Regions from separate parts of the Mus musculus genome. Here region 2 is linked to region 1. Evidence: chromatin loops called from intact Hi-C (ENCODE). Cell type or tissue: left cerebral cortex. All regions are shown on one strand. Links, peaks and the distances in the headings refer to the core of each region. The heading gives the core; the rest is flanking DNA. Region 1 overlaps Cacna2d3 (calcium channel, voltage-dependent, alpha2/delta subunit 3). Region 2 overlaps Cacna2d3 (calcium channel, voltage-dependent, alpha2/delta subunit 3).

Region 1 (5,385 bases), core at 327-5,326:
GCCAGAAAAGGCAGCAGGGAACCATGAAGTAGAAGACAGAAACTCTTCTTGATCCTCCTAGATACCAGTTGCCCGCTGTAATGGCAACTCTGGGGTCTTCTTTTCTGAAACCAGTTGCTGTTAGCTGCTGCCTGACTTTGGTAAAACCATAGTACTCCTCCCAAGCCTTTCTGAAGTGCAAGATACAGCCCTCAGCTCCCTGCACACCCGAGTGAATCCCACCTGCACTGTAGTATGCACCCTGGTTTGATCCGATATTCATTTTGAAAGACAGGTTTTATTTGAAATGCTACAAATGTTCCCCAGACTCCATGAGCAGTTTTCTTCAGGTTTTCAATGACCTTTGCTTCAAGGCAGAAATGAGCAACTCATCTCATAGTCTGACCAAGTATGGAAAGGGTACATTGTAGGTCTGTAGAGCTAACACATTAAAGACTCCAGAGCAGAAACACTTTATAAAAGGAAAAAAATTGCCTTTATGAAAACTCCTTCTCCTCCTGCACCTCTGGAAAGTCTGAGCTACACGAACTTGGCAGAGAGAGGAAGATGTCCTTCATGAGTGCTTCTCTTCTCCATGTCCCCCAGGAGATTCCATTCTGTTGGGGACCAACCATGACCAGCAATTTACTTAGAGTTTTCCTCTTTCCCTGTAATTCTAGCTATACTATCATCCAGGATTTTTTTTTAAGCTTCTTGGTTTTATTATTATTTAGTTTGAAGTTACCATCAGTGTTGAAGGAAAGATAAATAGCATACAGGCAATGTGCAGACAGGCCAGTCCTGGAAAGGCCTTATACACCAGACCAGTGTGTAAAATTCTACTAGGGTACATCTCCTTCTGCCCCCATCTGCCCAGCCCTATCGTTCTCTGAACTCCTGTAAAGTATGAACAGCATCTGATGATTTTTGGGCTCTTGACCATTTTGCTTTGCGATATGTTGATGTAACTTCCCTGGGGGAAAATGTGATGAGCCTGCTTGTGCTTTAATTGGAAGGTCCCACCAAATGCCACTTCCTAGAGTTTCCATCAATATCTGTCAATGCGGCCAGCCTTTACTGTTGGATTAGGAAGATTTCCACAGACACACAGAGCTGTGTGTTCTCTTCTTCTCCCAGGGAGAGAAGAGGCTTGGGATCTGGACACTAGGGGCCAGTGCAGCCAGTCCCATCAGAGTGAAGTGACTCTTGCAAACTCAGAACTGCTGCTGCCTTTCAGATGTTGTATCTCCAAACAAACAGACAAACAAACAAACACCATGCAGGATATATTGAGTTTTAAAAGTAATAGCTCAAAAAAAAAAAAAAAAGAAGAATGGAAGAGATATTTATTTAGCTTCTAGATAGTTTTATGACAAATGTCAGCTTGTGTTGGTGCTACAAATGTATAACATTTAGAGATGCACACTGAAGTAATGCCACTACAAAGAACATCTACACTGACTTTAGTTTGTGATAGAGATCTAAGTGCAAGGACCCTTGAGATTTCCTTATCCAAAAGAAGAAAGTTCAGAGCTGGAACTCTGGAAAATCATGGGTGTATGGGTCAGTGTTAATATATTTTTTTTCTGGTATGCCTGTGTCAGCAATCTTGCCATGATGGATAAGTTCCAATGACAACCTGAAATCTGAAAGGGTTCTCTGATGCTTTCTTTTATTTGTAATCTGTCCCAGCTGTAGGCATTCAGATGAAACTTGAATTCTTCCAAAGGAAGTTCTGGACTGCCAGCAGACAGGTAAGCTCTAGCCGGTATCTCGAGGTATTAGCACCACTGTTATTATACAGGTGTCCCCATATGGGTAGCTGGGGCAAACAGTGCCAGATTTCTGATGAATGTTTGTAAAATGAATTGCCAGCTCCTTGGATTACCTTTCATTTCACTGTAAAACACAGGCTGTCAGCATGTTTGATACCACATGCTGGGCAAAGCAGGGGATTTGCTCCTAGGAACTACTTAAATTATGGGATCAACAGAGTGACTTTACAAAAGGAGTTTTTCCCTTAATATCAGGGCCTTCTGTTATTTCACAGTGACTTACTGATGATCATATTGTGATGTCCAGATAGTTATTTATGCTTCTCCTTATTTAATTGTAGAAGGCCATCCTATGACCTGCTTGGTCAAGACATGTATCTACCTTTCTGGCCAAAGAACATCAAGGGGCTATTGCACTTGGGAAATCCAGGGGAAAGCCTCTCCATTGCTATGGTCTATGAACTAAGACTTGTCAGGGACATCCATCTAGTGTTCAACAGAAGCAGTAGACATGGAGTTATTTCTTCCACCTGCCTAGTTCTAAACATTAGAAGTATACTTCTAGCAAAAGTGAGATCAGCACACAATAGGCAAACCAGCACTTGCATGTTTAGTGTGCACTCATCATAATATGGCACCAACCTAGAGATGCATTCAAGGGTGGATGCATAAGGAGCTTATCATTTCTTAAATTATGATACATAGGAAACTATAATCTAAGAACATAAACAAGGGTTTCCTTTTAAAGTCATTGAGAAATAGTTTTAAATTAAATAATGACATAATTATATCTTTTGTTACCAGAAGATCTGAGATCTTTAAGAGATACCATCAGCGTTGAATGACAACATAAATTAAGAGGGATGGGAAGGAGCCAGAACTCCCTACATTGTGTCTTTTATAGTATGAGATTCTGAGTTCATGTAGACTCTAGAGAACATGGCCAAGCCTCATCTTGAAGCGTCCCCTTTGGATGAAACCTGGTACTTGCATCACAGGCCATGACCTCCTTAGCTAAGCAGCAGCTGCAGCACATGCTGGGATGAATGACCCAGTAACATGACTCCCCTTGCTTCCTTCCCACAACAGTGTGCCTCCCTGGATGGCAAATGCTCCATAAGCTGCGATGACGAGGTAAGGCACCTTCCTGGTCCAGTTTCTGGCCAAAGGAAGTGTTAGACAGCGCAGTTAGACAGAGAAATGCTACTGTGTATAGAGCCAGGCCTGACACATTATTATTCTGGGCCACCCTCCAGAGGGGGGAGGAGAGAGACACAGACAGACAAATAGACAGACAGACAGACAGAGAGGACATTGTTCCCCACCCCTAATCGCATAGTTTGGTTCGGAGAGCCAGAGAAATATGCTTTAGCTGTTTCCTAGACTGAGGCAATAGAACGTTAGTGTCTTATTTATAAGATGTAAGAGACATTACTCATATTTAAAGATCATATTACATTTCTCAAAGCTTTGTGGCCGTGCTTCATCTTCTTCCCACCATCAGAACAACAGGTTAAATAGGTAGGAAGTATTGCCTCTGTTTATAAGAAAACAAAAGGCTAAGTGGACCAGTGTGGTGTAAAGCTGTAATCCCAGAACTCAGCCAAGAGGTGGCGGCAGGAGGGGATCCTAAAATCAAGGCCAGGCTGGGCTACATAGAGAGTTCCCAGCCAGCCAGGATATATAGCAAGACGTGTGTGTGTGTGTGTGTGTGTGTGTGTGTGTGTGTGTGTGTGTGTGTGTGTGTATGTGTGTAAGAAGTAGAAGAAAGAAAAGAAAATCAAAGAGGAGATTGAAATGAAAGAGTGGTTTGATTCATCTCATGGAATTAGTAAACTGCAAATCTGGAGGGAAGAGCTCTGAAAGTCACAGTTTTTCATTCTAGCATAGCTATTTCTACCTAAGATGCCTCTATCATTTCCCCTTCCCCCTCCCTCCTCTATAGTGAGGGATTTGAATCATTCAGGTCAGCAATAGAAGAAACTAATGTGTTACCCTCTTAAGCCCTTCCATTGGATGTACCTTTGGTCATAGCCAGCATGGTACCTCTCTATCCCATGGTTTAACTTTATAATCAGATATTTATAATCCTTCTGGTTACAAGGATTTCAGGAACATTTTCCAAACATAATTTCAACCCAGAAAGCATAGGGCAAGAGTAGAGTTTTTTAAAAGTAGACAAATGGAAAACAAGAATGTTTATATAAAAGGGAGTCCAGGATAGAGTTAGAAAAAAAAATTTTATTTGGTTCTCAGTGGTCTAGCTGCCAGCTTAAAAGAAAAATTGTTATCCTACTGCTATCGTACTATGAGTCACCATATCTGCAGAGCAAAAGCCAATCCATCATCTTTTCAGCAGAAGCCCAACTTTTTCTGATCACCAGATCAAAAACAATTTTCCCTGAAGAATGTTCAGCATCCTTTTTAGGAAGCTTGGGGATAACTTTTATAGGCTAACCAGGGGGGCTCAGATTTCCCTCCTGGCTTTAAGGCATGCCAGCATGTTAGTAAGAGCTGTTGGGTTCAAACTCCATCCTCTTGCCTCTCTGGAGTGCTCAGATGGCACCAAAAGGTGTGTCCTAGACTACAGTGGGTATTGCTGCAAATCCCAGATCCAGAGACTGCCTGGCTGGATAGCTGGCTGGAAGGATGGATGGTCATTAGGAAACTTGGTTAGATGAATGAGTGGTTGACTATACATGTGCATGACTATTTAAACAGTTTTACATAAGCAAGAGGTGGTATTTTTATTTTCCTACAACTCATACCATGTAGGTGTATCCCTGTATAAAGACAGATGAAGGCACATCTCCTTCTAAGCTTGGAAATAGCTAGTGTTTGCACTTTGAATGATGGGGAAGGTAGCATATGGTGGTATTTAAAGACACGAGCCATTAAGTTAGACTGTTGAGATTCTGTGACTCTGAAATTAGGTAGCACTGTAATCTTGGACAATTTTCCAAGCCTTTCTTTTCCTCTGCTTCTCCAACCACACAGCAGTGGGTGTAGAAATTTCTAGAGTCACGGGGAAGAATGTATGGGGGGAAAATGAAAAATTCTACAACGTCTCCTAGAAAAGGCACACATTTACTACTGTTGGCCCTAAACCGAACATGCACCAAACTGTTCCTCCCCAAAAGTGGTTGCTCCCTGGGCCTGAAGCCCTAGGTGGCAATGGCTCATACACTAGGGAACAATAAATGTATGCTGCAAAGTCCTCATTAGTACCATGGTCTTTAGGAACCCTGTGTCCTAAAGGGTCACATACTTTGAAAAGTAAGCCTTAAATTGATCTTCTTTTTAAAAATTGATCTGATGCTCATGCCCAGTCTGTCCTTTAAATTTTCATCTATTCTGCTTTTGACTATTAAGTTTTGTCTCTAGGCAACCAATTGCCATGTTTTCAATGAAAACTCAGCCTGCCTTCCCACTTGGACCCAACGCCATTTTTTTTTCCAACAGACTCCTGCCATGTGTCACTCTTTTCATAACTTTTAATTAGCCTCATAGAGCTGTCTCCTGTCCTTTCTCTTCCCCAGCTGCCCCCAAATCACCAAGCCCCCCATTAAAATCAGCTTTGGGGCTCATTCTCAACCTGTGACCCTGCCTGCACCACCAAAGAGAGAATGGT
Region 2 (5,385 bases), core at 208-5,207, 74 kb after region 1:
CCTATATGTGTCCTCCTGGGTGATCCAATGTAAGTTGTTCTTCTGACCCAGGAATAAAGTGATATGGGAAACTTGACACCACTGTGTATCCCGAGGTCCCTTGCATAGCCACAAAATCCAGTCACTTTCTTAAATGTATCTTTTCAGGCCAGAGGGAACAAGTACTGCTCATCCTGGCATCTTTAGAAGTTGGTACACATTATAATTCTAAACCAAAAGGAAGAAATCTTAACGATTGAGAAAAGACAGATGAAACTACAAATATAAATAATAGAGGAGCCATGTGGAAAAACAAAAGCCAACCAATAATAAACAGAAGTTCCAACAAATGTTTTATCAGTAGACACCCTAACATAATAAACTAAGAATACGACTTATCAGTCAAAACAAAGATGCTGGCCTCAGAAAAGACTCTCCAATATCCGTTTAAGGAGTCATCTCGGGCTGAGATATGGATCACAGTCAGTCCATGCTAGTGCATGACTACAATGCAAGTGACTGGCAAAAGTAGATACTCTCTGGGGGTCCATTTCAAGGCACCAAAATTGTTGACATAATATAATATGCCTGCTTTAATAGAAATGAGGAGGTAATTTATTCTAAGCCAAATATTAATGACCATGGCCTGAAAACAGATTCAAGTCACCCTGAATGACATATTCCACCATGGAGGAAGTTACATCAACTTTTGAGGTCACCTATCTAAACAAAATAATAAGGGAATACATTTTCCAAATACCTTAGTGGAGACATTTAACAAAGCAAGGTTTCTGATGTGATCTTAGCATTCTTAGCTTTGGTGTCAGTAGGAGTTGGGCCTCTTCTGAGCTTATTCCCAGAGAATATCTCTAATAATTAAAAGAATGTTAAGGAGAACGTCTATTAAAGGACTAAGATAGACTATGATAATTTTAGCTCCCCCCCCCACCTCATCCCAAATCTTGGCACACTCCAAATGCTCTAGACAACCAAGACTTTAACATCTATAAAGCTTCTTCAGATCATGGCAGGGCAAAGATGGTGATGCCAGCAAGCTAGCCACAGTTGGCCTCGTTGTACTGACAGGTACCAGTGTTTGGAGGTGTTATACAATCTTAGTTCTGAAGTTAACATGCATTCTAGAACCTCTTCAATGTCTAGCATCAGTTTCACTGGAAACATTCTCCTCTTTTCTGGGTAGCTAAAGAACAAAGTGGTGAGGAATGGATTTAGGGGATGCGCTGTCTCAATTCTCATTGGCACACAGCAAGGAAGGGAATAACTCCTCCCAGAAGAAAACCAAGAGCCCAGTGAGATGCTTCTGGCTCTGGACATTCTACTACCAAACTAAAAGGCTTTTGTAGAGAAGCAGGAAATGGCCTGCTTGAGTTTCATTGTGAGAGTCCTTCAATCTAGGGAATGAAGTTAGATATGAAAAAGGTAAATTTTGAAAACTGAGGCAAAATCCCAGTCTCATCAAAATGAGTCGTACTAACTTCAAGTGAATACAGTTGTTTTCTTATTCCAGCTTAGTACTTTCCATTAAAGCACCTCACTGAAACGGGGAACTTCCTGGGAAGGTTATCTCTGAACCTAGTTCCATAAATCATTAGAGTTCTTCCCACACAGAAGGGAAATGCTCTCATCCATCTTTTCATTTGAGAGATGGTGTACTGGCTTGTGCTAATTGTCAAGTGAACACAATCTGGAATCATCTGGGAAGAGAATCTAATTGGCCTATGGGTATTTCTTCATCTTCAGTTTGTTATTTGAAATGGAAAAATCCACTCCCTAGGCAAAGGATCCTAAGCTATGTGAGGGTGGAGAAAATGAGCTGAGCTAGGATTGCCTGAATTCACTGTTTGGTGTTCCTAATTATGGATGCAATGTGACCAGCTGTCCCGAGCTTCCGAGCTGTGAGTTCCCTACAAGGATGAACTGTAGCCTGGGGTTAAAGACAAGGGTAAGTGGCCTCTCACCATCTCGTTACCTCTTGTTCCCACAGGTCCTTCGTCATCCAGCAAATCCCGAGTAGCAATCTGTTCATGGTGGTGGTGGACAGTAGCTGTCTCTGTGAGTCCGTGGCTCCTATAACCATGGCACCCATTGAAATCAGGTATATCCTTTTGTGTGTGGGTCCAGCCACTATGGCTGCCACTGGTAAAGGGGGAGCAACTGTAAGTCCACTGGAGGGAGACATGTCAGAGGGAAAGGTTCCATTGTTTACCTGCATCCAGAGGGAAGTGGTTGAGATACTTTAGTGCCAAGTTTTGACCCCTGAAATTCAGAATGAGAGAAGTCATTGTCAGAAGCACGCCTTAACTACAGTCAACATAATGAATCCCTTAAGTGTGAACGGTTAAAGGCTCAGAAGATCAGACGACGTCCAGAATCCTGCCACGGCTTCCATCCTGAGGCAAGTCTGAGAACCATTGCCATTTTCTTTTCCCATCAGATTCACAATGAGAACCTCATAGTCACTGAGAACTGCAGCTAAAACCTTGACTCAAGAGAAAAGAATTCCTTTTAGGAAACTAAAAAAAGGGGCTACACGGCAGCTAGTGGTTCTGGATATGCGCAGCCCATCTGTGCCTTATTTCATCTCTGCTTAGTAATTGTTTCCTTTGGTGTTCATATATATTTTTAAATCTTTTTCTGTCTTTCTTATTTTAGATGTGTTGCAATTTTACCATGCACAAGGAAGCTCTATCATAGTTTATTTATCTTAAGTGGAAGATAAAGTGAATTCCCACTGCTTATTTCAGATAGTCTTTTGTTTACAAGAAATTCACATTTAAAAAGTGGCATTTTTAGTATCACATGGTCACCTCCAATGGAACTGAATAAGAAGCAAGACCAGGGCTGTCCAGCCTTTTGACACTTCAATATATTGTTGTCTATAAACCTGTTGGCCTGTACTCCTTTGTGTCTTGGGAGGTGTGTGGGCATCAGGTTAGATACACCTGCATCCAAACCCCTTCCTTGTCACACCTATGATGATAATAAGTGCAGAAGCCCACTCCTAATGAAGGTGAGTGTGCATACGTTCTGCATTGACACCATTTTAAAACAAAGAAAAATAAATTTATAAATGAACTCCACTTCTACCACTACACAAAATAGAAAGCTTGCCTACTTCCATAACTATAGAGAGATTTAATGCCTACTGTTGAAAAATGTCACCTCAGCCTTCTTCATGTCTGTGCATGTTCAAATAACACATAATTATAATGTGTTATAGGCTATCTGGTTTATAAGATGTTAAAAGTCAGTAAACAATCTGTAATAAGTACTGTCAGTATTTTATCTATAATAAATTAGAGTTTGTTAAGAATTTTAAATTTCTATACTCAAAAGGGAAATTGATAGCAACATGTTGTATATATTGTATATATGGTGAAAAAAAATTTTTAATATTTCAGTGAGCCGAGCCAAATGTCACTATGCAAATATAAACAATTTGAATTTAAGTAAGGAGTTGAGCTTGGTGTGGTAGCTACACCTATACTGCAGAACCTGGGAGGCAGAGGCAGGAAAAGAACAAGTTCAAGGCCAAACTTAGGAACAGAGTAAGACCCTGACTCAAAATGAATAGCTGTCAGGAACTGCATACTTAGACCACTAGGTAACTAAAATAAAAGCTACTAGAGTTAACAAGATATGTATTTTTTTTTGGCAATTGAATATAAGATAAACATATAAAATTGTTACTTTCTCTGTCTTTAGAATAATGAGATAGAGGTCAGTGTAACCAGAAAGTCATTTTATAAGGAAACAGTCAAGAAAATCACATATAGATTAGCCTTACGTGCCAAAATAGCAGCCTCGTGAATAGTCTAAAAATTAGATGTCTAAGGCTAGAAATTATGGGAGAAAACATCCCCATTTAACTGTTTTAAATGGTTTGACCTACCTAGGAAAAATATAATAAAGCCAGTAGAAACTTGAAAGAAGTTCAAATGATACTTATTAGTAATAGCCCGAGGATATTAAAGTAGCAATAGGTAGAGACACCTTGCTCTAGTTCATAGACAAAACCAGTCTCAAGCTTTTTTATTGTTCTTCCTTTGGGTCCCTTTCCCACCACCTGAGACATAGGCAAATCTCATGGAATGGTAGAGACATACATCTAGAAGCCCTTGGCAAAATATAAAGAATGGTTGAGAGAACAAATACCCATTAAAAAGAAAACAGCCAAAGAGAATAGGAAAATAGTGGAGCTAGCAACATGTCTAGATGCATTTAAGAGAAAGTAACACATAAACCGATTATTTCCAAAACAGGTCTCTCTCCCCCAGATAAAAAGAAAGATGTCTATGGAAACTACTGTCCTGACTGTGCTGCTCAGATCTTCCCATCACCTAATTCCTCTCCAACTGGGAACTACTGTGCTTTTATAGGGTCACAGCAAACTCCTACACCAACAGCCCTTTGCCTCTTGAATGTTCTACATCAGTACTTCCAGGGCTATGGGTCACGACCCCTTTGGCAAACCTCTATCTCCAAAAATATTTCCATTACAATTCATAACAGTAGCAATATTACAGTTATGAAGTAGCAATGACAATAATTTTATGGTTGAGGGTCACTGCAACAAGACAAACTTGATTAAAGAGTTCCAGCATAGGAGGGTTGAGAACCACGAGCACCTGGGGGGCACGGGGGGGGGGGGGATGTGGCTCCATGATTAAGAGCATATACTGCTCTTGCAAAGACCCTCAGTGTGGTTCCCAGCACCTGTGCACCACCTTCTGGTGGGTTACAATTGCTATGTCTCCAATTGATCAGATGCTCTCTTCTGGACTCACAGTCACAGTCCTGACACACATTTAAAAAATTAAAAATAATTCAAAGGGTGATTTAAATATTTTGCGCATTAACAACTGTAGTTAGATATTTGGCTCTCTAGCATAGTGGGACTTAGACAAATCCGTGTCCTTCCATCGCTGAGTCAGAAGACTCTGATCTCATCAGTATGAAAACTGCAAACCTTCTGATCCTCCCGGAAGCCATTTATGTTCTAACCAGCCCCTGCTCTTCCCACAGGAGAATGCAAGAGAGTGTGGGGGTGCATCGAGTCTTCAGGCCCAGGCGGCCTTGCTGCTGCTGCCCCTGGTTTCGAGTCTCTTCTCAAGGTGACACTAACTAATGGGATGTTCTTTTGGCATGCTATAAATCATGGATAAACTGTGAACCCAACTATGGTGCGACATAGGAGACATAAGCATAGCCCAGCCATCAGCATCTCATGATTTTAAACTGTGCGTGATAGAAACTCTAACAGGTACATTGACAAAAAGTTATCTTTTTACTTTGCCAGTCATGCAAATGTGAATTTGCCACATGATCACCCTTCATCAGAAATGGGGCTGTACTGGGTAGGCAGTGTCCTTCTGCTTGAAAACC

What was found. Hi-C counts contacts between places; a loop is a spot of excess contacts. Peaks named below come from ENCODE experiments on the same cell type or tissue, not always from the same donor. Only the 100,000 strongest peaks of a DNase experiment are listed, where the experiment ranks them.
Region 2: a loop joins it to region 1, with 2.6 times the contacts of the local background. A loop is called at or near these places in 2 of 42 quality-filtered maps.

What each region holds. Positions count from the first base shown.
Region 1 is chr14:28,978,660-28,984,044 of GRCm38, reverse strand. It overlaps Cacna2d3 (calcium channel, voltage-dependent, alpha2/delta subunit 3), which reads left to right. Exons shown (of 38, transcript NM_009785.1): 28 at 1,672-1,733; 29 at 2,844-2,888. Among named protein-coding and RNA genes, the nearest start is that of Lrtm1, 37 kb to the left of the region's middle. In left cerebral cortex, for the core only: a CTCF peak has its summit at 3,362 (motif pointing right); a DNase peak (open chromatin) is centred at 4,634; H3K27ac peaks cover 320 bases.
Region 2 is chr14:28,904,998-28,910,382 of GRCm38, reverse strand. Cacna2d3 (calcium channel, voltage-dependent, alpha2/delta subunit 3) reads left to right here. Exons shown (of 38, transcript NM_009785.1): 36 at 1,985-2,097; 37 at 2,313-2,395; 38 at 5,026-5,385. The coding sequence ends at 5,118. Among named protein-coding and RNA genes, the nearest start is that of Gm35217, 110 kb to the right of the region's middle. In left cerebral cortex, for the core only: no CTCF peak of the experiment used is centred there; DNase peaks (open chromatin) are centred at 1,869 and 2,510.